2 separate regions of the Homo sapiens genome follow, and region 1 is linked to region 2. Evidence: read pairs that join two places in POLR2A ChIA-PET (ENCODE). Cell type or tissue: MCF 10A. All regions are shown on one strand. Each heading gives the region's core, and the rest is flanking DNA. Links, peaks and the distances in the headings are about the cores only. Region 1 overlaps DSP (desmoplakin). Region 2 overlaps LOC102724234 (a long non-coding RNA gene).

The links. ChIA-PET counts read pairs that join two places held together with the same protein. Peaks named below come from ENCODE experiments on the same cell type or tissue, not always from the same donor. Only the 100,000 strongest peaks of a DNase experiment are listed, where the experiment ranks them.
Region 1: POLR2A ChIA-PET joins it to region 2 with 8 read pairs; 4 of 35 experiments call an interaction of 5 or more read pairs at or near these places.

The regions. Positions count from the first base shown.
Region 1 is chr6:7,575,691-7,584,094 of GRCh38, reverse strand. DSP (desmoplakin) reads right to left here. Exons shown (of 24, transcript NM_004415.4): 19 at 7,639-7,801; 20 at 7,053-7,136; 21 at 6,209-6,316; 22 at 5,533-5,631; 23 at 2,526-4,820; 24 at 1-1,453. Among named protein-coding and RNA genes, the nearest start is that of SNRNP48, 10 kb to the left of the region's middle. In MCF 10A, for the core only: no CTCF peak of the experiment used is centred there; no DNase peak of the experiment used is centred there.
Region 2 is chr6:7,438,393-7,454,353 of GRCh38, reverse strand. LOC102724234 (a long non-coding RNA gene) reads right to left here. Exons shown (of 3, transcript XR_926434.2): 3 at 1,561-1,789. Among named protein-coding and RNA genes, the nearest start is that of RIOK1, 57 kb to the right of the region's middle. In MCF 10A, for the core only: no CTCF peak of the experiment used is centred there; a DNase peak (open chromatin) is centred at 7,153.

The DNA of each region.
Region 1 (8,404 bases), core at 63-8,062, 130 kb before region 2:
TGGCCTCATAAATGCCAAGCTTCTGTTTTGTGGTCTCATTGTATATGCCTGCTATGCAGCTTGAACCCTGGAGGAAGTCCTTAATTCTCTCACCAACCTCGTCATAAGAAATCTGACCAGATTCCAGTTCATTGACAGTGGACGGTCTCAATATACCAGAATCTACTAGCTCAGTGACGGTCACAGGTTGTCTGATTCCTTGGAAGGACATGCTTCTCTTCTGTACTGAAAGCAAGAGCAGACCAGTATGTGGTTCGATTCTGCACCGTTCCTTCAGCTGCACGTAACTGACCTTCTTTTTGGTGACTGGATCCACAAAGTTTTTCTGACTATCTCGGGGATCATTCAGGGATCGATACAAATCTCTATCAATCAGCCCCCGGGCCAAGGCGACATCTTTTGGCAAAAAGACACTGTTCACAGGGTCTACTACACCCCCTGAAGCAATCTGGGCTTCCAGCAGGCGCATTCCGGTTTCTCTATCAATCAAATTTTTCTTGATGGCTTCTGAAACAGATACTGTCTTGCCTGAAAATGGATCATCAAAACCAGTGATAGCTTTTTCTGCTGCATATATCTGCTGACGGTCATCGAAGTCAATGAGGTCCCGAGCTATGGCACTGTCGACAGTCAGCTTCTCATTCCGATGGGGATCAATTATACCACCTGTAGCTGCCTGGGCCTCCAGAAGCATGACTGTGGATTCTGGGCTGATTAATTTCTTTCTCTTGGCCTCTACCAAAGAGTATTTTTCCTTAGGAGAAGCAGATGCTCCAGCGATAGATCCTGCACCCCGAAGGAATGGCTGGATTTCAGAAGCAACTTCTTCCACTGACTTCTTCCCCTTCAATAGTTTGTCCAAGGTTGTTTTGTCGATCAGCTGACACTCATAGAGCTGCATTGCTGTCACCTTCTTCCTCAGCCCATCAAACACCAGCTTGGAGGTGTCAACGGTCCACTCACACTCAGTCTGGGTCTCTCGATGGGACCCATATGGGCGCTGTCTGAGTTTATCAATCTCCCTCTGATATCGGGAGCGTTCTGTTTCTAACTGTGACTGTGTCTCCCTGGTAGAATCCTCCAGCTTACGCCTGCACCTCTCTTCAATTCTCTTGATCTCTGCTTGGAGTCTTTCGATCTCACTCCTAAGACTGTTCTTCTCTCTCTCACTCTTTTCTCTTTCCGATTCTATCTTCCTAATAGCCTCCTCCTTGCGGGAATATTGAGTCTTCCACTGATTCAGGTCATTCTGAATTTGCTGTTTCTCACACTCCAGGCGCTGTTTCACCCTGGTTTCTGCCTCTAGAGTTGATTTTGCACGATTCAGCTCATCCTCCAGCCTCTGCAGCCTTGCCTTGTCTTGCTCCAGGACTTTGATTTTCACCAGAAGGCTCTCTCTTTCCTGTACCACCTGAGTACACTGATTCTTTGATTCCTGAATCCTATTAGATGCCTGGAATTGAAGAAGAAAGAAATGGGAAAAAATAATGTTTTGAATCATATCATATTACTATCACGACTTAACTTTCTTTTGTGTATCTATCTTTAAAAAAAAAAGCCTTGCTTATTTTTTCTTTCTATATTGTCCCTGGATACACTGTGAGCTTGTTATTTTACAAATTTGTGGGAAAAATTCTGTATATGTTGCCACTTCAATAAATGGCTTCATACTTACTATTTTTTTCTATAGAAGGAACTGTAAGTTGCAGACCTGTCTTACTCTTAACAATAATTATGCTTTGAAAAAATGTGGGGAGTTTTGTTTCAGGTTATCATACCTGCTACACCTACATCTCACCTGTTACAGCTAGATGAACATACTTAATGAAGCAATACAAATATATGAAGATATATATTATATAAAATATATATTATAGATAAATATATATTATGTAATTATATAATTATATATATAATATATAGATATACACACACACACACACACACACACACACCAACCCAGCCACACACAAATATTGTCTGTAGAAGTTAAATAAGTTATTTTTAAATTAAGGGTTAGGAGAAGGAAAGTCAAACAAAAGGAAACACACTAGGGCCATGATCAAAAGCGAACACTAAATAATCCATGCAAAAAAATCATCTAAGCAGGCAAAAGAAAAAGTGTTTTAAAAATTGCATAGGGAAACACTTTAGTATGGCTTCTATTTAAGAAAATTTTCATTACAAATGTATGTCATAGCTCACTAAATAAGAGCTAACTTCTAAGAAGTAGAATGGAACATTCGGAGGAAGTTATACATGTATTAGTGTTCTTAAAAGCAGGGCCAAACACAGGCTACCCAGAGATCAGCATTTGATGCAATTAAAGAACAGCAGGGCACACAGCATTGAAATTATTTTAAAGCAGTTACCTGGATTATGACAGGAAGTAGTAGAGCAATAAAAAGAAAAATTAGATTTTCTATAAGCATCTATTTAAGCAGAAAGAGCACAGTTCAGATGAGATAATAATGTGATGAATAATTTGAGAAACAGTGAAGCTGTGATCAAGTATTTGTGAATACCTCTAAAGCCTGCTTTTGGAATTTCTCAATTTCCTGTCTCAAATTTTCCCTCTCTCTCTGTAAATCATTAATCAGCCCCTGCAGTTCCAGGGTCCGGTTGTTGCTGATCTGCAGCTGGCTCCTTAGTTCCAAGATGGTTGCATTTTTATCACTGTCCGCTTCGCTTCGTCCTCTCCTCAGGTCATCGTACTCCAGCCTCAGGTTCCGCAGTTCTTCTTCTAACATCAAGTGCTCCTTGGTCAGGTTCTCTGTGAGAGACTGCAGCCTCTCAATTTCTATTTTGCTTTCATTTAAGCTTCTGCTTTTATCTTCTATCGCCTTCTGGAAATGCTCATTCCTCAAGTGAGCTTGTTTGACACTTTCCTGTTCCTGGAGTAACTGCCGCCTCAGGGCCTCGACCTCAGAAGAGAGCCTCCTCAGCTCTTCCTGGGTCCTCTGCTTTTCCCTCAGGTGGCCATCCAGCACGTCCCTCTGCTGCCGGAGGTCATCCTCACTCCTCTTCTTAACAATGGATGCCTGCTCCAGCTGCTGGGTCAGGTTGGTGATTTTGATGGCTTGCTCCTTCAGCGACCTCCTCATGCCTTCCAGCTCTTCCTCCAGCTTCTTCCTCTTGCAGGAGTCTTCTGACGCGGTCCTCTTCAGCCGATTCAGCTCCTCTTCCACCTTCTGCTTCTGCAGCTGCAGCTCTTTCAGAGAGTTCTGGAACCGCGTGATATCCTGGTCCTTCACAGTCCTCTCCTGGGAAACCCTTTCATAGTCGATCCTCAGGCGTGTCAGTTCTTGCTCCTGAACCTTCAGTTTGTTTATTGTCTCCGTCGCACTACTGTTTGCTTTCTGCAGGTCATACTGGACCCTTTGTAATCTCGCGTTTTCATCTTCCAGGCATTTCCGGTCATTTGTTTCTTTGTCGATCAGTTGTTTTAACCTTTCTATCTCCTTGTTTTTATCCTGGATGGTTTTGGCAGCATCATCAAGAGATTGCTTATATCTTACGCTCTCCTCTGTTCGCATCTGAGTGACTTGTCTCAGCTCAACCTCCAGCTGCTGTTTCCTCTGAGACACCTCAGAGCCAGTGGCCTTTTGCTGTTGGATGTCTTCTTCCACCCTCCTGAGATTCTCTGTGGTCTGGGTTAGAGTGTTCTTCAGCCTCTTTATTTCTTCAGATAAGCTCCTGTTTTCTCGGGTGAGATTGTCTATCTGAGCCCGGTAGCCACTGGTATCCTCTTCCTTCTGCATGGTGAGCTGGTGGATGGTGGTCTTGGTGATGTTGATCTCGGTCTCAAACTGATTTTTTAAGCTAATGATCTCCTCATCATAATTGTTTCTTACCTTACTCAGTTCATTTTCATATTCCCAGCGGCGCTTGGCCTCCTCCTGAAACTCAGCTTTGAGTCTCTCGATCTCCTTATTTTTGTCCTGAATGGTCTTGGCAGCCTCCTCCAGGGACTGCTTGTGCCGGGCATTGTCCTCAGAGCGCTGCTGCATGACCTGCTTCAGTTCTATCTCCAGATGCTGCTTCTTCTGCATTATCTCAGAGCCACAGGCCTTTTGCTGAAGGGCGTTTTCTTCAGCTCGCCTTCGCTGCTCAGTGGCCTGCAAGATGCTGTCATTGAGCCTGACAATTTCATCCTTCAGATCTCGATTTTCCCTTGAAAGTCTATCAAGCTGGTTTCTAAGATTTTTGGAATCATCCTCTTTTTGCATGGATATCTCCTTGATGGTGGTCTTCGTAATGTTAATCTCTGTTTCATACTTGTTCCTTAAATTACTCATCTCCTCATTATAGTGGTTTCTTACCTTTGCCAGCTCATTTTCATATTCTCTCTTCCGGGTGCCTTCTTCCTGCAGTAGAACCCTCAACCTTTCAATCTCGTACTCCTTCTCCTTGATGGCTTTCTCAGACTCTAATTTCTGCCAACCAAGGTTCTCCTTTTCACATTGCCTTGCTTTCTGCAGTTGGTCATAGTCATTCTTCTGTTGGTCAAATCTGTCTTCCACAGATTTTCTTCTTCTCTTTTCATCTTCAATCTCATAAGTCAGTCGGGTGATCTTCTCATTGAGTTCTTTTATTTGGCCGTAGCACTTGTCTAGATTTTGCTTAGCCGACTTCCCATCCAGCTCAGCCTGTCTCTTCAGCTCCTCCAGGCTCGCAAGCTTCGCTTTGAACTGGGAACACTCTGCCTGGTATTTCTGCAGGTTCTGATCCAGGAATTTGTTCTTATTACAGTTTTCCGAGTTGGCATCTCGGGCCAGTCTGAGCTCCTCTTCCAAAACTTCGATCTTGGTATTTTTCAGCTGTGGAATGAAATCAGAGATTATGTCAAAAGAAAAACACCTCACATTCCAAGAAAGAAGCAGTACTTTTCCCCTCCCAGACCAATGTGCATTCTTATTTCTCTTTACACACATGGACATACATGCAAAGAGTGACTAGGCAAATATTCAAGAAATCTGGATTCTCATCATAATTCTTGCACCAGCTGCTCATATGCTCTTAGCAAATGATATATTATCTTTGAGTCTGAGCTACCTCATCTGTAAAATGAGGTAATTTCTTTCAAAATCAAAAGCTTATGATTTCATAAATTATATTCCCTTTATTTCAAGTTTACATTAAAATAAGTTTACATATAATCTCAATTTAAGTATCATAAATGAGGAATAAAGGGAACAATCACTGAATATAAAAAATTCAAATATACCTAGTCCAAGATGTTATCTTTAACACAGAGAAATAAAGCAAATTCCTTAACCAAACATTAAATCAAGTGACTTTTGTTTGGCAAAGTTGTTGCAATATTATGACTATTACTTAAGTTCATTTAAAGCAGCGTATTGGAGCATGGAAGTAACCCCAGACTTACAAACAAGCAGTATTACACTAAACCTTTAGAGGAAATACAGTTTCACCAGGATGTGTCCAAATCCATGTTATAATGTGGAAGTAATAATAAGGTTCTATTCTATTTTCTTTTTTGACGCTACAAGAAAAGACAGTATAAATTACCTTCAGATCTTCCAAACTCTTCAGCATCTCACTTAAGAACCTGTAATAGTCTCCAGATCTTGTAAGTAGTTCAATGTACCGAGCATGAACATCTGCAGCCTTGGAGAAAAGGAAGGAAAGAAAGAAAAAGATATTGCATTAAAAAAAAAGTCCTATGTAATTTGACCGATTTTGTTTTCTAAAATAGTGAAATTATAAAGAGTGAATTCTCTTCTTTAGTGTGTTCATTCCAAAATCAGCAAAAGAAAGTACAGCAAAACAAAGGGCCAAAAATGTATCCCATTCTCATCTCTCCAGGCTGTTTCCCCTAAACCATCTGACAGGTACGATAGTCTCTGACATCTTTGAGAAGAGGCTGTCTTTTAGAAATTTCTGTATTTTCCACTTTTTAGAAGTCTCTCTCATCAAACCCAGAAATTTAAGCCCAATTTCTACAAAGACTCTAAATAACACATTCCTGATCATTTCTGAAAATGTATCATACATCAATGACTCACACTGGAGGGCACATAACCTGCTATTAAACCTCTTAAAGTGGTACCCTGTAATGGGATGAAATCAGCAATGGTAAGGAAGACAGGCAGGAGACAGGGAAAAGGGAAGAGGCAGGAGACAGGGAAAAGGGAAGAAGCAGAAGGAGGGGCAGGTTTTAAGAGATATGTGATGACATATATACCTCTTGCAGAATCACCCCAGAAGGGGACTGAATCATGGTCCTCTTGATAGGTATGTTCAGCAGAGTTTCCAGTCCTGAGGTGTATGAGGCCAGCTGGAGCTCATAATCCTGCAGCATAATGAAGTTTAAGAAAAGTGTCCTTCATAGACTTAAAAAGCATCACTAACAGCTACAGTTCCACAGTTTTAAATCATTGGGCTGCACGTCTAATTGCCCACTCCAAAGACTTTGCGCCACTAGTGGCCAAGCAACTAATACTACATTAGCGTGGTGGCTCACACCCATAATCCTGGCACTTTGGGAGGCCGAGCCGGGCAGATCCCCTGAGATCGGGAGTTCAAAACCAGCCTGACCAACACGGAGAAACCCTGTCTCTACTAAAAATATAAAATTAGCCGGGCATGGTGGTGCATGCCTGTAATCCCAGCTACTCAGGAAGCTGAGGCGGGAGAATCACTTGAACCCAGGAGGCAGAGGTTGCGGTGAGCCGAGATCACACCACTGCACTCCAGCCTGGGCAGCAAGAGCGAAACTCTCTCCAAACAAACAAACAAACAAACAAACACCATTATTAAACCAAGCAGTACATCTTTGTATGCTAAATGGAGAATGCAGCACCTACCACCAGTCAAAGAATAGAAACCAGCCATTCAAATGGATACTGCCAATGTGGAATGAATTCAAGCTAATAGATTTTTAATTTTTATGGTTTGTTCAGAAAAGAATATATACAGACCGTAATTGCTATCCTCAGGAAGTGTATACGCTTTACAACAAATCAGCAAGTCATGCAGTTAATAATAATCTTGGTGAAATACCAACATTCTTTATGAAACCAACATACCTTAATTGAATTGGCGCAAAGTTCAGCAATTTTTTGTACTTCCTCTGATTTGTCTCGTTTGCCAGATATTTCACTGTGCAAGTTCTATACAAAAAGTGAAATATTTACCAATGTTAATGCATACAAATATTTTTAAATAAATGTGATTTCACTCTTTTACCACTGTTATTTGTACCCTTTTTTCAGTTTATTACTACATGTACTTGTCTCATATTTTTATAGTTACAGCTTAGGAGATGAGCATTTTTTCCATTCAGAGAAGAGAAGCAAGCCCTTTAACTTACTATCTGTAAGAGGTTACTTTCTAGTCAGCCTGTTTTCTGGGCCTATCCCCTCAATTTATAAAGATAATTTATGATAACATGAAGAGAACAATATCACGTTATTTCTATGTTCATAATTTGCATTTCCTTGTAAACATCTCAGTTGCTTTTCCTCTGGGCATTCTTTAAGCCTTCACAAAATGGGTTAGTAATATTAAATATTCATCATTTCAAACCTAGGCACTGATACAAAAACCAGAGGAAAACATGAATTACACCCAATTAATCTCAAAACAGCTATGGAACAAAAAGTTGGCTTATACCTTCTGCTCATTCAAAAACCGCATGACTGTGTTGGAATCTCCAAATTTCATGGATTCTAAGGAATCCTGGCGGCGTTTAGCATCATAGAGCCACTTGCAGAAAGCCTGATAGTTATCACGATAATTCCTCAATTGCTTGATTTGTTTCTCCAGGTCCCATAACCTGGGGGGAAATAGATACAATAAAATCATTATCTTATTAGTTCCTAAAATATGTAACATAGAATCACCCAGAAATTCACTTGATATATACCCAAGAAAACTGATCATATTCCCACATAAAAACTTATACATGAATGTTCATAGCAGCACTTTTTATCACAGCCAAAAACTGGAAACAACTCAGGTATCAACTGATGAAAAGATCAACAAAATGTGGCACTGCCAAACAATGGAATATTATTCAATCATAAAAACACATGAAAAAAATAGAAAATGATGTACTGAAACATGATACAACACAGATGAACTCTGAAAGCACGATACTAAGTGAAAGAAGCCAGTCACAATGGACTACATATTGTATGATTCCAGTCATATAAAATTTCCAGAATAGGCAGATTCATATTCCAGAGATTTTTTAAACTCTTATTTGCAGAAAGGCATTTTTTTTGGTCTAAGATTTAATTTTCATAAACTTTTGGAGAATGCTAACTCAAGGCAGCTACTCCTTCCAAGAGTCATAACAAGAGTTTATAGGACACAAAAGAGCTGGCTAAAGGGCTTCTGCCGTTTCTCTAAGACCCTGGATGGCACCTGGCCTGCA
Region 2 (15,961 bases), core at 3,253-11,252:
GTTGCCCAAGCTTGTTTTGAACTCCCGGGCTCAAGTGATCCACCCACAGCAGCCTCCCACAGTGCTGCATTTACAGGTGTGAGCTACTGCGTGCAACCAAAATTATTTGTAAGTAAGATTCCTAGAAACCACAGAAGAAAAAAATCAATCCAACCTCTGAAAAAAAATTTTTTTTTAAAGATCCTTGGAAAACTTATCTTCCAAATCCCTATCACAGACAAAGACATATAAGGGCTCCTGAAAATTAATAATAAACTGAACAAACTCAATAAAATAATGGGCAAAGTAGCTCATAGAAAAGGCTCTTCACATCAGAAAATCTGTCAACTTCTCTCATAACAATAAAATGCCAAGTTAATGGCCAGGTGAGGTGGCTCACGCCTGCAATCCCAGCACTTTGGGAGGCCGAGGTGGGCAGATGACTTGAGCCCAGGAGTTCTAGACCAGCCTGGCCAACATGGCGAAACCCCGTCTCTACAAAAAATACAAAAATTGGCTGGGTGTGGTGGTGTGCACCTGTAGTCCCAGCTACTTGGGAGGCTGAGGCAGAGAATCGCTAGAACCCAGGAGGTGGAGGTTGCAGTGAGCCAAGATCGCACCACTGTACTCCAGCCTGAGTGACAGAGTGAGACTCTGTCTCAAAAAAAAAGAAAAGAAAAGACAAAGTTAAAACCCCCCAACTGAGACACATTTATTCATCATTTAGTTTGGCAGGGTGAAAATGTTAACAACATATTGACAGTATCTGGGGACAGGAGCATTCATCCATTGCTGGTGGGAGTGTAAACCCACGCCTATATCTGTGAAAGGAGACTAGAAAATATCCACCAAAACTACAAGTGCACATACCCCTTAATCACAATCCCACTTCTAAGAATTTAAGCCTACAGATAACCTCCTGTATGGGTGAAATCATGTATGAAGGAAATTATTCACTGAAGTCTGAAAGGATTGGAAAGAACCAAATTTCCATCAAGAGTGGGCCAGTTAAGCTGGGCTTGGTGGCTCACACCTGTAATCCCAGCACTTTGGGAGACCGAGGCAGGAGGATCACTTGAACTCGGAAGTTAGAGACCAGCCTGGGCAACAGGGAGACCCCAGTCTCTACAAATAATTTTTAAAAAATTAGCCAGGCATTGTGGCATGTGCCAGTGGTCCCAGCCACTTGAGAGTCTGAGGTAGGAGGATCACCTGAGCCTGGGAGGTAAACGGGAGAGTTCCCTGGCCCCCCTCACAGGGCATGTGACAGGGGTGCGGCTCTCTGTTTGACCGCCCACTGCAAGCTCAAACTTCTTGCAGGAGGGGAAGCATGCAGATGGGCAGGGGCGTGAGCCACAGCGAGCACTTTGGGCTCCAGCCCTGCAGTAGTGTCTGGGGGTGGGGGGGTGCCTGCAACCCCAGTGTCCCAATGCTCTTTTAGTTCTGCCATCCACAGACAGCTTAAGTATCAACCAGCTCAGGGCCCCTCTGCCTTTCTGCAAGGGCAGAGGGCCAGTGTGACAGCTTTCTGTATCCCAGGTTCTTGTTTAGCATCCCAGAAGAATTGGATCACACATGGACTTGAAGGATAAATGTGGGGCTTTTATTGAGTGGTGGAAGTGGCTCTCAGTGGGATGGATGGGGAGCTGGAGGGGGAATGGAGTGGGAAGATGATCTTCCCCTGGAGTTTGGCCGTCCAGCAGCCGAACTCCTCTCGACGTTCAGACGTTCCTTCTCTTCTCTCTTTCTCTGCTGCATTGTTCCGCTGTTCGTCTGCTTGTCTCCTCATCTCCTTGTCTCTCTCTGGAGCCTGGAATTTGGGGTTTATATGGGTACAGGATAGGGAGCATGTGGGCCAAAAGTCAACTTTTGGGGTGCAAAAACAGAAATGCCTGTTCCCATTTAGGGCCATGGGTATCCAGGCTTGAGGGTGGGGCCTTTGCTGGGGAACTGTCCTCTTCTACCCAGTATTTCCCTGTCTCCTGTCCATAGTAGGAGTTTGAGGCCACAGTGAGCCATGATGATCACACCACTACACTCCAGCCTAGCCGACAGAGAGATATCCTGTCTCAAAAAAAAAAAAAAAAAAAAAGAAGAAGAAGAAGAAGAAGAGTGGGCCAATTAAACAAATGACACATGTAATCCAAAGGCATATGTTTGGACAAATGGCAGAGATCTACATGCACTGATATGAACAAGGTTTCAACCAAATGTGTTGGCTAGTGAAATAAGCAAGGTACAGAACCATGTGAATGTCACTATTTATTTAAAAAGAGCAAGGGAAGAATATTTGTTTGTACTTATTTGCTTGTGTGCACAAAATCTGTGAAAGTCACACAAGAAACTGGTAATATTGCTTACTTTTTGAGTAGCTTGGGAATGACGAGGATGGGAGAAAGAATTTTCACTTTACATCCTTTTATATATTGAATTTTGAATCATGTGACCGTAATACTATTTCTAGGAAGAAAAAATAAATAAATACAAACAAAATGAGTAGGGCCAAAGTTGAAAAGTATAGTCACACAAACACAACATTTTTTAAAAGTTGAGATAGTAGTCACATAAAATTTACCCTTTTAAAGTGTACAGTTCAGTGATTTTTGGGTACAGACACAGGTGTACAACCATCACTGTGTAATTCCAGAACGTTTCCATCACCCCAAAGGGAAACCCTAAACCCTTTAGCAGTCACTTCCCATTCCCTCTTCCCTCTAGTCCCTGGCAACCACCAATTTGTCCTCTGTATCTATGGATTTGCCCATTCTGGACATTTCTTAAAAAGAGAATCATACAATATGTCATCTTTTGTGGCTGGCTTCTTTCACTCAGCATCATGTTTTCAAGATTCAGCTATGTTGTTGCATGTTGCAAAAGAACTTACTCATTTTTAAGGCTGAATAATAATCTGTTGTTTGCATACCCACATCCACTTATTAGCCGATGGACATCTGAGTTGTTTCTGCTTTTCAGCTATCGAGAATAATGTTTCAGCCAGGCACGGTGGCTCATGCCTGTATTCACAGCACTTTGGGAGGCTGAGGCAGACCATTTAAGGTCAGGAGTTCGAGACCAGCCTGACCAACATGGTGAAACCCTGTCTGTGCTAAAAATACAAATATTAGCCAGGTGTAACACCTGTTACAGGCATGCACCTGTAACCCCAGCTGCTCGGGAGGCTAAGGCAGGAGAATCACTTGAACCCAGGAGGCGGAGGTTGCAGTGACTGAGATTGTGCCATTGCACTCCAGCCTGGTGACAGAGCAAGACTCAGTCTCAAAAACAAAAAAGGGAGAATAATGTTTCAGAAATGCAAAATTTTGATCCACATCCATTCCAAGCTATCCTAATACTCAAAACAAGAATTGGGTGGCATTACTGCCACATGATGGATCTCTTCTATATACATTTTAAAACACATTTAAAATACATGCTGGTCTAGCTATGAAGAGTCCAAGTTGGCTGGGCGCGGTGGCTAACACCTGTAATACCAGCACTTTGGGAGGCTGAGGTGGGTGGGTTACCTGAGGTCAGCTCAAGACCAGCCTGGCCAACATGGTGAAACACTGTCTCTACTAAAAATACAAAAATTAGCCGGGCGTGGTGGCGCATGCCTGTAATCCCGGCTACTCGGGAGGCTGAGGCAGGAGAATTGCATGAACCCACGAGGTGGAGGTTGCAGTGAGCCGAGATCGCGCCACTGCACTCCAGCCTTGGTGACAAAGCACAACTCCATCTCAAAAAAAAAAAAAAAAAAAAAAAAAAAAAAAAAAAAAAAAAAGAAAGCAAGCAAAGAGTCAAAGTTTCACTTAAGGCAAATCTTTTCTTTCCTGTTCCATACACCTCTCACCCACCCTCCTCAGGTCTTCTCATCTTTTCCTTTCTCCTGCTGCTGCTGCTGCTGCTGTCCTCAGATGCCCTTTCTCTCTCCCAGACCTTCTCTCCTCTCCCTCCTACAGAACACCTTTACCGTGCATTTTTTCATTCTCCCATCTGTTTGCCAACATGCACAATCATCATTGCCAAATGAAGTCATCCTGGAAAAAATTAAAAAGCTGGCCCACCCAAGCTTTATTTAAACAGTCGTTTTTGCCATGAGCTCTTTGCCTGTAGGCCAAGAGGTTTGTTGAAACCCATCCTGTCCGCAGTCTTGGGGAAGTGGGAAGCTGTGGTGTTTTCAAGCCCTGGCTTACTGAGCGCCAAGAAACTCAATCTCGCTTTTTTTTTTTTTTTTTTTAAGACTAGTTGAAGCTGGTCAAGTGGAGCACTGTGGGTGGAGAACCAAGACTCTCTTAACAGAGATTAGGGTCAGCAGCAACTGGACAATGTTTAGCTCCAGATAAATTCTGGAGGAGCTGCCGGGCGCAGTGGCTCATGCCTGGAATCCCAGCACTTTGAGAGGCCGACGTGGGTGGATCACAAGGTCAAGAGTTCAAGACCAGCCTGACCAACATGGTGAAACCCCGCCTCTACTAAAAATACAAAAATTAGCCGGGTGTGGTGTTGCACACCTGTAATCCCAGCTACTCAGGAGACTGAGGCAGGAGAATCACTTGAACCCGGGAGGCGGAGGTTACAGTGAGCGAAGATCGTACCACTACACTCCAGCCTAGCCAACAGAGGGAGACTCCGTCTCAAAAAAAAAAAAAAAAAAAAAAATCTGGAGGAGATCTAGGAAAAGTCACACACATGTGCAGACACACAACACACACATACGTGAGCCCTCCCGAGGAATCCCTGCTGGGAGTCTCTCCTGGGAGTCAGAGTAAACAAAACCAAATCAATAACACAAAAGATAAGGGCTCCCAGTCTTTCATTGCCATCTGATTTCCAGAGAGAATTCCACTCACAGGGGGAGAGAAGGCCGAATTTACAAGAAAGGCATCCTTAGGAGTGAAAGGTCAGTTTCAGATCAATTCCTGTTCAGAATATGAGGCCATTCTACTATGGCCTAAGTGAAACTCATGTGGATTTTAAAATTATACATGGTAGCCGGGCGTGGTGGCTCATACTTGTAATCCCAACACTTTGGGAGGCCAAGGCAGGAGGATTGCTTAAGACCAGAAGTTGGAGACCAGCCTGGCCAATATAGTGAGACCTTGTCTCTATAAATAATTAAAAAGTTAGCTGGACATGGTGGTGCGTGCCTGTGATCCCATCTACTTAGGAGGCTAAGGTGGAAGGATCACACAATTGAGGCTGCAGTGAGCCGTGATGGTGCCACTGCACTTCAGCCTGGGCAACAGAGCAAGATCCTGTCTCAAAAGAAAAAAAAACTAACAAAAAAATAAATTTTACATATCATTGCCCTATCAGTGGCTAAAATATTTTTTTTATTTTTTGTTTTTATTTTTATTTTATATATATTTTTTGAGACAGAGTATCGCTCTTGTCACCCAGGCTGGAGTGCAATGGCACAATATCGGCTCACTGAAACCTCCGCCTCGAGGGTTCAAGCAATTCTCCTGCCTCAGCCTCCCAATTAGCTGGGATTACAGGCACCCACCACCACGCCCGGCTAATTTTTGTATTTTTAGTAGAGACGGGGTTTCATCACGTTGGCCAGGCTGGTCTCAAACTCCTGGCCTCAAGTGATCCACCCGCCTCCGCCTCCCAAAGTTCTAGGATTACAGACGTGTGTCACCGTGCCCAGCCAGTGGCTAAAATATTCTTTAATGGAAAATAGACACATTTTTTTAACCTGCATCTTTTGCTTTGGGAGCGGCAGTGTCATCTCCCCTGCACTACTGGGACAGTCCTAATTGGCCTCTCCTCCTCTCATCTAACCCAGTCCAGTCCACCCTACACAGCGGCGCAAGCTGACCTTCCCCCCACATTGCCCTGTCAATCCCCTGCTCCAGAACATTCTGTGACTCTCTGGTACCAACAGGACAAAGTCCCAATTCTCAGCCTCGTGTGTGGACAGACAGGACCCTGGCTATCTTTCCACCGTCCTCCCACACACACCTGACTCCAACCCAACAGGCTGACTCCCTTTCATCTGAACACTACAAGCGCATGCTAGCCCCACACTCTCTACTCTCTGTCTAGAAGGCTCTTCATTGCCTCATTCAACAAACATTTACAAAGTCCTCACTATGTACCAGGAGGCAGACTTTACAATGAGACAGCTCATGAGGGCGGCCCACCGGGAATCAGGCAGCTGTGACCCCCATGAGAAGTGGTATGGGGCTGGGGGCTGGAGAGCAGAGTTGGGGGTTGGACAGAGAAAGGCAACTTCAGTTACACTTCTCAAGCACTTTCTAACAACTGTTATTTAGGAATAGATATTGAAGGTCTGAAAAGGACACGGACAGCCAGCGAGTGACCAAGGTCTGAGGCAGGAAAATAGGGTCTGGAGGCAGGGAACATAAGGCCAATTCACACTTCCGCTATGACAGAAAATATCCTCTCCCTAGTAAATGACTTTGTAACATTACTTCAACCTCTTCATTTACATAGGGCATACCCCAAGTCCTCTACAGGGTATTTAAACTCCCCAAAATTCTGTAACGGGGCCTTTGAGCCCCTATGCTCAGGCCCACTCCCACGCTGTCGAGTGTACTTTCTTTTTTTTTTTTTTGAGATGGAGTCTTGCTGTGTCGCCCAGGCTGGAGTGCAGTGGCACAATCTCAGCTCACTGCAAGCTCTGCCTCCCGGGTTCCCACCATTCTCCTGCCTCAGCCTCCCGAGTAGCTGGGACTACAGGCACCTGCCACCACGCCCGGCTAATTTTTTTTTTTTTTTTTTTTTTGTATTTTTAGTAGAGACAGGGTTTCACCGTGTTAGCCAGGATGGTCTCGATCTTCTGATCTTGTGATCCACCCGCCTCAGCCTCCCAAAGTGCTGGGATTACAGGCTTGAGCCACAGCGCCTGGCCTGAGTGTACTTTCATTTTCAATAAACCCCCTTCATTTCTTCCTTGCTTTGTGCGTTTTGTCCAATTCTTTGTTCAAGATGCCAAGAACCTGGACACCCTCCACTGGTGACAGGTCTATGTGCCACAGCGCACCTCACGAGGCCACCTCTGCACAGAACCTTCCCAGATCAGGGCAACCCTAAGTGACCACTTCTGGGGAACAGAGGCTCTTCCGTTCTGTTTCCTTTGGCCAGGAACGACAGCAGGTAGCCTTGTTTGCAGTGTTTCTAAACCTTTGCATGCATGTTCCATCTTGCTCCCCAGCTGGACATGTTCCTGTGGGCAGGGCATAGTTTCATCCACACTAATTTGTACAGAGTAGGCAGTCAATAAAAATATCTGCTGAATGAATAGTGAATGAATGTACTCACAGCACCCGGCTATCCACCCAAAGCCATCCATCCAAGAAATAACTACAACCTGGGGTAATTAGTCTTTCTCACTTCCCAGGGCTGCTGGTTAGATCAATTCATTTGTGTCCATAATAAGAATTGAGCTCTTCGGATGAACAACACTAAATCTTGCTGGGTGAAGAAAAGGCTTACAGCAGGGGTCCGCAGCCCCCGGCCGTTGACCAGTATCTGTGTGGCCTGTTAGGAACTGGGCCGCACAGCAGGAGGTGAGCGTGGGGTGAACAAGCATTACCGCCGGAGCTCCACCTCCTGTCAGAACAGCGGTGGCATGAGTCTCATAGCAGCACAAGCCCTATTGTGAACTGCGCGTGTGAGGGATCTAGGTTGCGTGCTCCTTATGAGAGTCTAACTAATGCCTGATGATCTGAGGTGGTGGTTTCATCCTGAAACCATCCCCACCCTCCCATCCATGGAAAAACTGCCTTCCACCAAACCGCTTCCTGGTGCCAAAAAGGCTAGGGACGGCTGGCTTACAGAATATATTTCACCCAGTAATAAGGGCCTCCATGAATCTCTTTAATGTGTGTATAATGTCTCCTTTAAACTCAAAATATAAGCAGTGGAGAGCCCAGAATGAGGGAGAAAAACTCATTTTTCCTCTTTAGGTATCTTTGTCTTCTTGCAGTGTCTAAAATGATCTCTGAGTACTGCATATGCTTCAAAAAATAAGAAGAAAAATCAAAGAAATGTACAAAGTAATGCACAGCTCTGAGTTGGCCTCTTCCTGCAGGGTGGGGCGGGCGGCTCCCCCAACTTGTTCTCCAGGACACCAGAGGACCGAGGAGTGTCTCACTCAGCAATTAGGGCTCCCGGAGCCACACCCAGGCCCCCAGCACCCTCCTGCTTTTGTTTCTGGGAGAAAATGCTGCTGAGCACTGACGAAATCCGCAAAGAGATTAAAAATAATTGAGGGAGATCCTCAGTTTTGCTCCCCTCGCCTTTCCCTCGGGGCTGCAGCTGCCTGCTCCCAGGAGGTGCCGTGCAGGGTGGGAGGTGGCTTTCAGGAAGGGCAGTGGGCCTGGGTGACCACACCCTTCTTCTTTAAGGCTGTCCTCCTCCCCAGTTTGGGGACACCGTGTTTTCCTTTTCCTCCCGACTCTCCTCCTTGCCAGTTTTCTGACCCTACCACCTTCTCCCACCCACCCCCATGCTCACGGTCCTACCTACCTTGAAGGTTGACAGCGTCGTTGTCTTCCCTTCTGACTCTTCACCCTCTGTCTGGGTGACTCACTTATTCCTATGATGTCCAGTAGCACCCCCGTAAGGGGGACCTCAAATTTTCACATCCATTCCCACATCTGCCCGCTGATAGCTCAGACTCATTGTTTCCCAAAGGATCTCATTCTGTCTCCAGTTCTGACCCTCCACTGATTTCCCATCTTGACCACTGCCTACCCAGTTACTGTCCCAGTCGAAACCTGGGCGCCATGTGACGACTCTGCTCCCCTCTCTACAGCTACACAACCGCCGTGTGCTGTCGGGTCTTATCCTTTCCACCCCAGCTCCCATGGCCTTGGCTCCTGTCCCCACTTTCTCACAAGCTTCCCATGGGGCTTCCCTGCCTCCATTCTCTCTCAGTCCAATTTCCACATTTTGGTTGAAGGGATATTGCTAAAATGCCAATCTGATTATGTTCTCCCCTACTTAAATTCCTAAAGTGGAATCGTACTGCCCAGAGCAGTGATTTCTAAGTCTGATTGATACATCTGGGAGCTTTAAAAAAAAACAGAGATTCCGAGGGCCCAAGAAGGGCTGAGTCAGGATCTCCAGGGAGTCTTAGGAGGTTATTCCTGCTGTGGAGTGGATTTTGAAAATTCCTTGCCTGAAGAATCATCTTCAGATCCCTTCAAAGGCCCCTTCCCCACCACATATCCTACTCTTCAGACACACTGAATGATTTCATCTCCCCACTCTCTGCATGAACTGTTGTGCTATCTGATGTCCTCTCCAACCGAAGGCTTCCCTGATGCCCCCAGGCAAGATCAATTCCATCCTCCTTTGGGCTTCTTTTGTAGCTCATAGTCAAGAAAACTTCTGCTGTACCTCTCATCACGCTGTCCCTGTATTGCAGTTTTTAAGAAGATATCTCTCGGCCGGACATGGTGTCTCATGCCTGTAATCCCAGCACTTTGGGAGGCCGAGGGGGTGGATCACTTGAGGTCAGGAAGGAGTTCGAGACCTGCCTGGCCAACACGGAGAAACCTGTCTCTCTACTAAAAATACAAAAATTAGCAGGGCATGGTGGCATGTGCCTGTGATCCCAGATACTGGGGAGGCTGAGGCAGGAGAATTGCTTGCACCCGGGAGGCGGAGGTTGCAGTAAGCCCAGATCGTGCCATTGCACTCCAGCCTGGGTGACAGAGTGAGACTCCCTCTCAAAAATAAAGAAACAAAGTAAATAAAAAGATATCTCTCTAGCTAGATTACAGACACTCCCCAGGGGAAGTCTTTTCTTTTTTGATACGGAGTCTCACTCTGTCGCCCAGGCTGGAGTGCAGTGGCACAATCTCGGCTGACTGCAAGCTCCGCCTCCCAGGTTGACGCCATTCTCCTGCCTCAGCCTCCCTAAGAGCTGGGACTACAGGCGCCTGCCATCACGCCCAGCTAGTATTTTTTTTTTTTTTTTGTATTTTTAGTAGAGATGGGTTTTCACCGTGTTAGCCAGGATGGTCTCGATCTCCTGACCTTATGATCTGCCCGCCTTGGCCTCCCAAAGTGCTGGGATTACAGGCATAAGCCACTGCGCCCGGCTTTTTTTTTTTTGGACAGTGTTTCGCTCTTGTTGCCCAGACTGGAGTGCAATAGCACAATCTCAGCTCACTGCAACCTCTGCCTCCCGGGTTCAAGAGATTCTCCTGCCTCAGCCTCCCAGGTAGCTGGGATTACAGGCATGTCCACCACACCCGGCTAATTTTTTGTATTTAGTAGAGATGGGATTTCACCATGTTGGTCAGGCTGGTCTCCAACTCCTGACCTCAACTGATCCACCCACCTTGGCCTCCCAAAGTGCTGGGCTTACAGGCATGCACCACTGTGCCCGGCTGGGAAGTCTCAATAGCGTTGCGTCCTTCCCCTGTTCAGCAACACTGGCACGTAATTGGTCCTCAATGAATATGCACTAAATGCATGACTGGATGGAGTTAAATATGAGAACACACATTATTTCCACATATGGAATTTTATAAAGATGGAATAATATAAAGAGCTACAAACAACCGTTACAGTTTCTGAAGTTTGAAAATTTCTGAAATCCCAGAAACTTTCCATTTTCTGCCTAAAATCTCCCTATCATTGCTATGAGCCTGTTTGTCCCAAGATCCTCAACTAAAACCACCAGACAGATGCAGACAAAGGAGATTTAAAAAAAACAATAATAAACCGAGCCAGGTGCCAGTGGCTCATGCCTGTAATCCCAACACTTTGGAAGGCCAAGGCAGGAGGATTACTTGAGCCCAGGTGTTGGAGACCAGCCTCGGTAACATAGAGAGACCCCGTCTCTACAAAACATTAAAAAAAACTATCCGGGGATAAGAAGCACATGCCTATAGTCCCAGCTACTCGGGAGGCTGAGCTGGGAGGATCGGTTGAGCCTGTGAGGCTAAGGCTGCAGTGAGTCGAGATCTCACCACTGCACTCAGTTCTGGGTGACAGAGTGAGAACCTGTCTCAAAAATCAACCGATTGATCAAAACTCTGCTTTTTATTATCATGGGCTGGCAATTCCAAACAATGTCAAGAGAGAAAATGCTTCCAATCCTTCTGCTCACCAAGTAAACCTGCCCTCTTGTGATTCCTTTTATCATTGTCATGAAGTGAGGACCTGTACGACCTTTAAAGCTTTATCAATGAGAAAGATTGAATACAAAAAGCTACCGATGACTGAATACTACTTTCTCCTTTACCTTCCTTGGCTTGACAAGATTTTGAGAATATAGACACGAAAGAATTAGGCATTTAGTTTTTTTGAATTTTAAGAGCATACACCAATGAAATAGGATTTCTAGTCATGTTTTCAGAGTGCTGTAGCCTGAACCACAAATTACCATGTAGTTCAGAGGAAAGATAAGTAACACACCACTCAACTGTAGTTCAGGGGAAAGATAGGTAACGAATGCACACACCTCATTTTCTTTCCTGAATTACCAAAACAAAACCACCCACAAGAATAGAGCGCTTAAAAGAAAACTGCGGAAAAACGTACAAGACAAACGTCAGCGGTAGGGCAAATAACTAACCTGAGAAAAGCCGAATACTAGATAGAGAAAAGCTAACAGCCAAAAAGCCTCAGCCTTTCATAAAGAGGCAGCACCTGGTAACCCTGGGAACTAGTGTGTCCAGAACTAGCGGGTTCTCGGTCTTACTAATTTCAAGAACGAAGTTGCAAACTTAAAGTGTTTTAGCTGTACAGTGAGTGTTCCAGCTGTTAAACACAGCGTTGCCCAGAGTTCGCTGTCTCACTAGTTCGGGAGTAAAGCTGCAGACCTTCACAGTTCATGTTATCATACTTAAAGTACCATATCTGAAGTTCTCTGTTCTTTTTCAAGGGCTCACAACCCACATTAGATTCAGAAAAATCTACAGACTTTAGCAAAAAACCGCTGAAACTCCCAACAACAATCTGAACCCAAAAAACAAAAAAAAAAAAGACAAATATCTCACATCATATGAAACAAACTAACCAAATTACCGGGGCTAGCTCGGGCAGCCTGCTTTTATTCTCTTATCTGGCCCCACCCACATCCTGCTGATTGGTCCATTTTACAGAGAGCCGATTGGTCTGTTTTACAGAGAGCTGATTGGTCCGTTTTTAACAGGGTGCTGATTGGTGCGTTTACAATCCCTGAGCTAGACACAAAAGTTCTCCACGTCCCCACTAGATTAACTAGATGCAGAGTGTTAATTGGTGTATTTACAAACCCTGAGCTAGACACAGAGTGCTGATTGGTGCATTTACAAACTTTGAGCTAGATACAGAGTGCCGATTGGTGCATTCACAATCCCTTAGATAGACATAAAGGTTCTGCAAGTCCCCACCAGATCAGCTAGACACAGAACGCCGATTGGTGCATTTACAAACCTTGAGCTAGACGCAGGGTGCTGATTGGTGCATTTACAAACCTTCATCTACATACAGAGTGCCGATTGGTGTATTCACAATCCCTTAGCTAGATAAAAAGGTTCTCCAAGTCCCCACCAGATTAGCTAGATACAGAGTGCCGATTGGTGCAGCCACAAACCCTGAGCTAGACAGAGGGTGTTGATTGGTGTGTTTACAAACCTTGAGCTAGATACAGAGTGCTGATTGGTGTATTTACAACCCCTTAGCTAGACATAAAGATTGTTCAAGTCCCCACCAGACTGACTGAGCCCAGCTGGCTTCACCCGGTGGTATTCCCCAGCGGGGCCGCAGGTAGAGCTGTCAGTCCCGCCCGTGGACCCGCACTGTTTAGTCCTTTGGGCGGTCAATGGGACTCTGTGCTGTGAAGTAGGGGGCGGCGCTCGTCCGGGAGGCTCAGGAGACTCGGGCTGTGCAGGAGCCCAGGGCGGGGTTGGGACGGGGGGCTCAGGCATGGTGGGCTGCAGGTCCCGAGCCCTGCCCCATGGGGAAGCAGCTAAGGCCTGGCAAGAAATCGAGGACAGCCGTTGTTGGCCCAAGTGCTAAGTTCCTCACTGCCTGGGCCGGCGGGGCCGGCCGAGCCCAAGCCCACCCAGAACTCGCTCTGGCCCGCAAGCGCCGCGCGCATCCCCGGTTACTGCCCGTGCCTGTCCCTCCACACCTCCCCGCAAGCCAAGGGAGCCGGCTCCGGCCTCGGCCATCCCTGGAAGGGATCCCACAGTGCAGCGGTAGGCTGAAGGACTCCTCAAGCACGGCCAGAGTGGGCGTCGAGGCCGAGGAGGTGCCAAGAGCGAAGGGGGGCTGCCAGCAGGCTGGCACCTCTCACTAGCGGGGAAGGAAGTGTGACTGGGTTTCTGAGGAGGAGCTGTTAAAGATGCTTTTAAATTCCAGGATCCCTCCCCGACTCCTGGACGGGCCCTTTCCCACTGCAGCACAAGCCTGGGGACAGATGTATTTTCAGGAGAGGGGAAAGGAGAAGGTCTCTGCACTGGGGACCAGGGGCACAGCTGCGGGGGAGGACCCGAGAGTCAGTGGGGAGGGTGGTGTGAATGTTTACACCCTAAAGAATGCAGCAGCATACCACCAAAGTCTCTAATATCAAGGAGACGCAAGGAAGGGGGAAAAGCAACTTGGGGAAATGGGACACTGCAGAGAAAAGATAACTTCCAGAACCCCCTCGAGTATTAATAAGGGAAACTGACCTGTCTCTAGCTAGAGACTCAAAACCAAGTCAGGACAGCATGTTTTTAAAGCCAGATGACAGCAATATAGAGAAAAGAGAGTGTATTCATAAAAGAAGAATGCAATGAGGTTTTTTGTTTTGTTTTAGTTTTTTGTTTTGTTTTGAGACGGAGTCTCTCTCTGTCGCCAGGCTGGAGTGCTGTGGCGTGATCTCAGCTCACTGCAACCTCCGCCTCCCAGGTTCAAGTGATTCTCCTGCCTCAGCCTCTGGAGTAGCTGGGATTACAGGCACGCGCCACCACGCCAGGCTAATTTTTTTATTTTTAGTAGAGACGGGGTTTCACCATGTTGGCCAGGGATGGTCTCGATCTCCTGACCTCGTGATCCGCCCACCTCAACCTCCCAAAGTGCTGGGATGACAGGCATGAGCCACCGCGCCCGGCCCACAATGAGTTTTTTTAAAGTAGCATTCAAGAGAACAAAGAAAGATCTATTGGAAATTAAAAATATAATAGAAATGAAAAGTTCAAGGTAAAACTGGAAATCTCCCAGAGTAAAATGACAAGGAGATGAAAAATAAGTCAAGGAACTGGAGACTTGATGGTGGAGAGATGAAGAGAATCCCCGTGTGACGGGAAAAGGGGCCTGCCAGATGATTGCTGGACACCAGCGTGGGAGCAACTAGCCCGGAGGGTCTGCATGGAGACCAAACTGGGAGGATATATGATGAAAATGAACCTACTGGGACAGGACCCAGACAATGAGCAGAAAGTTTGGAGTTGAATTAGCCACAGCAGACAGAAAAGTAGGCAATTTTTTAAAAAAAAGGACAGTTGTTAATTTGGGGGAAACTTAATAGCTAAGCACAAAAGAAAAAAGTAGTTGCAATATTACAAGATTGACTCTGAACACAGATAGTCACACTGACACAAATAATGGAAATTGATGTGAAAACTCCAAGCTACCCGGGAGACTGAGGCAGAAGGATGGCTTGAACCCTGGAGTTCAAATCTGCTCTGGGCAGCATAGGGAGACTCCGTGTCTAACAAAAAGTAATAAAAGTTAAAACATAACTGGGATGACAGGCAAGAGGACAGAAGTGAAAATATGTGGAGAATGAAGAACTAAATCTTCAACTTTCATAGAAGAAAATAACTAATGTTTTAAACTGAAAAATAAAGCAATACAAGCTTGTTAATTAAATTTATCCAGGTAAATACCAAAATAATCAGTTAAAAGAACATAACTGACACTAGCAAAGGAGAAATTGGGGAAGTGGGTATAGGGGAAGTGGTTTTTTTTAACTTAATAATTTGATTGACTTTGAAAAATAAGGGCGTGGCATGATGGTTCATGTCTGTAATCCTAGCACTTGGGAGGCCAAGGCAGGCAGATGGCTTGAGCCCAGAAGTTTGAGACCAGCTTGAGCAACACAGTGAGACCCCATCTCTACAAAAAATACAAAAAATAAGTGGATGTGGTGGCGTGCACCTGTAGTCCCACCTACCTACGAGGCTGATGTGGGAAGATTGATTGAGCCCAGGAGGCAGAGGTTGTAGTGAGCTGAGGTCGAGCCACTGTACTCCAGCCTGGGTGACAGAGTGAGACCCTGTCTCAAACCTTTTAAAAAAGAAAAATAAGTACATACATATACATTTGACAAAAAGTGAAACGGCAATATTGGATGTTTTTGCAAGTGGAAAAAATGTTTATTCTAAACTAAAGTAACATTAATATAAAGTTTAGACCTTTTTTTCACAATAAAGAAACAGAATCCCCTGGCTATCATTATGGTAGGCTAACACTAAAATGAATGAAATTTCTCATCCAAAACAGGTAGAGTTATTTAATTTCCATAAGAAATTCACAACTCATCTTTGAAGCAATGATATTAATTACATGAGACATCCATAGGAAGTTTAAATCATGAAAGTATGCATCCTTTCTATCAATGCTTTTTATAGAAGTGAAAAACAAGGCCGGGCGTGGTGGCTCATACCTGTAATCCTAGCATTTTGGGAGGCCAAGGTGGGTGGATCATGAGGTCAGGAGTTCAAGACCAGCCAGGCCAACATGGTGAAATCCTGTCTACTAAAAATACAAAAAAAAAAAATTAGCCAGGCATGGTGACACACACCTCTAATCCCAGCTACTCTGGAGGCTGAGGCAGGAGAATTGCTTAAACCCAGGAGGCGGAGGTTGCAGTGAGCCAAGATCACACCACTGCACTCCAGCCTAAGTGACAGAGCAAGACTCTGTCTCGGGAAAAAAAAAAAAAAAAAAAGAAGTGAAAAACATCTTTACAAAGGCCAGTTTCCCATATTTCAATATAGATGTAAAATTCAAATGGCTT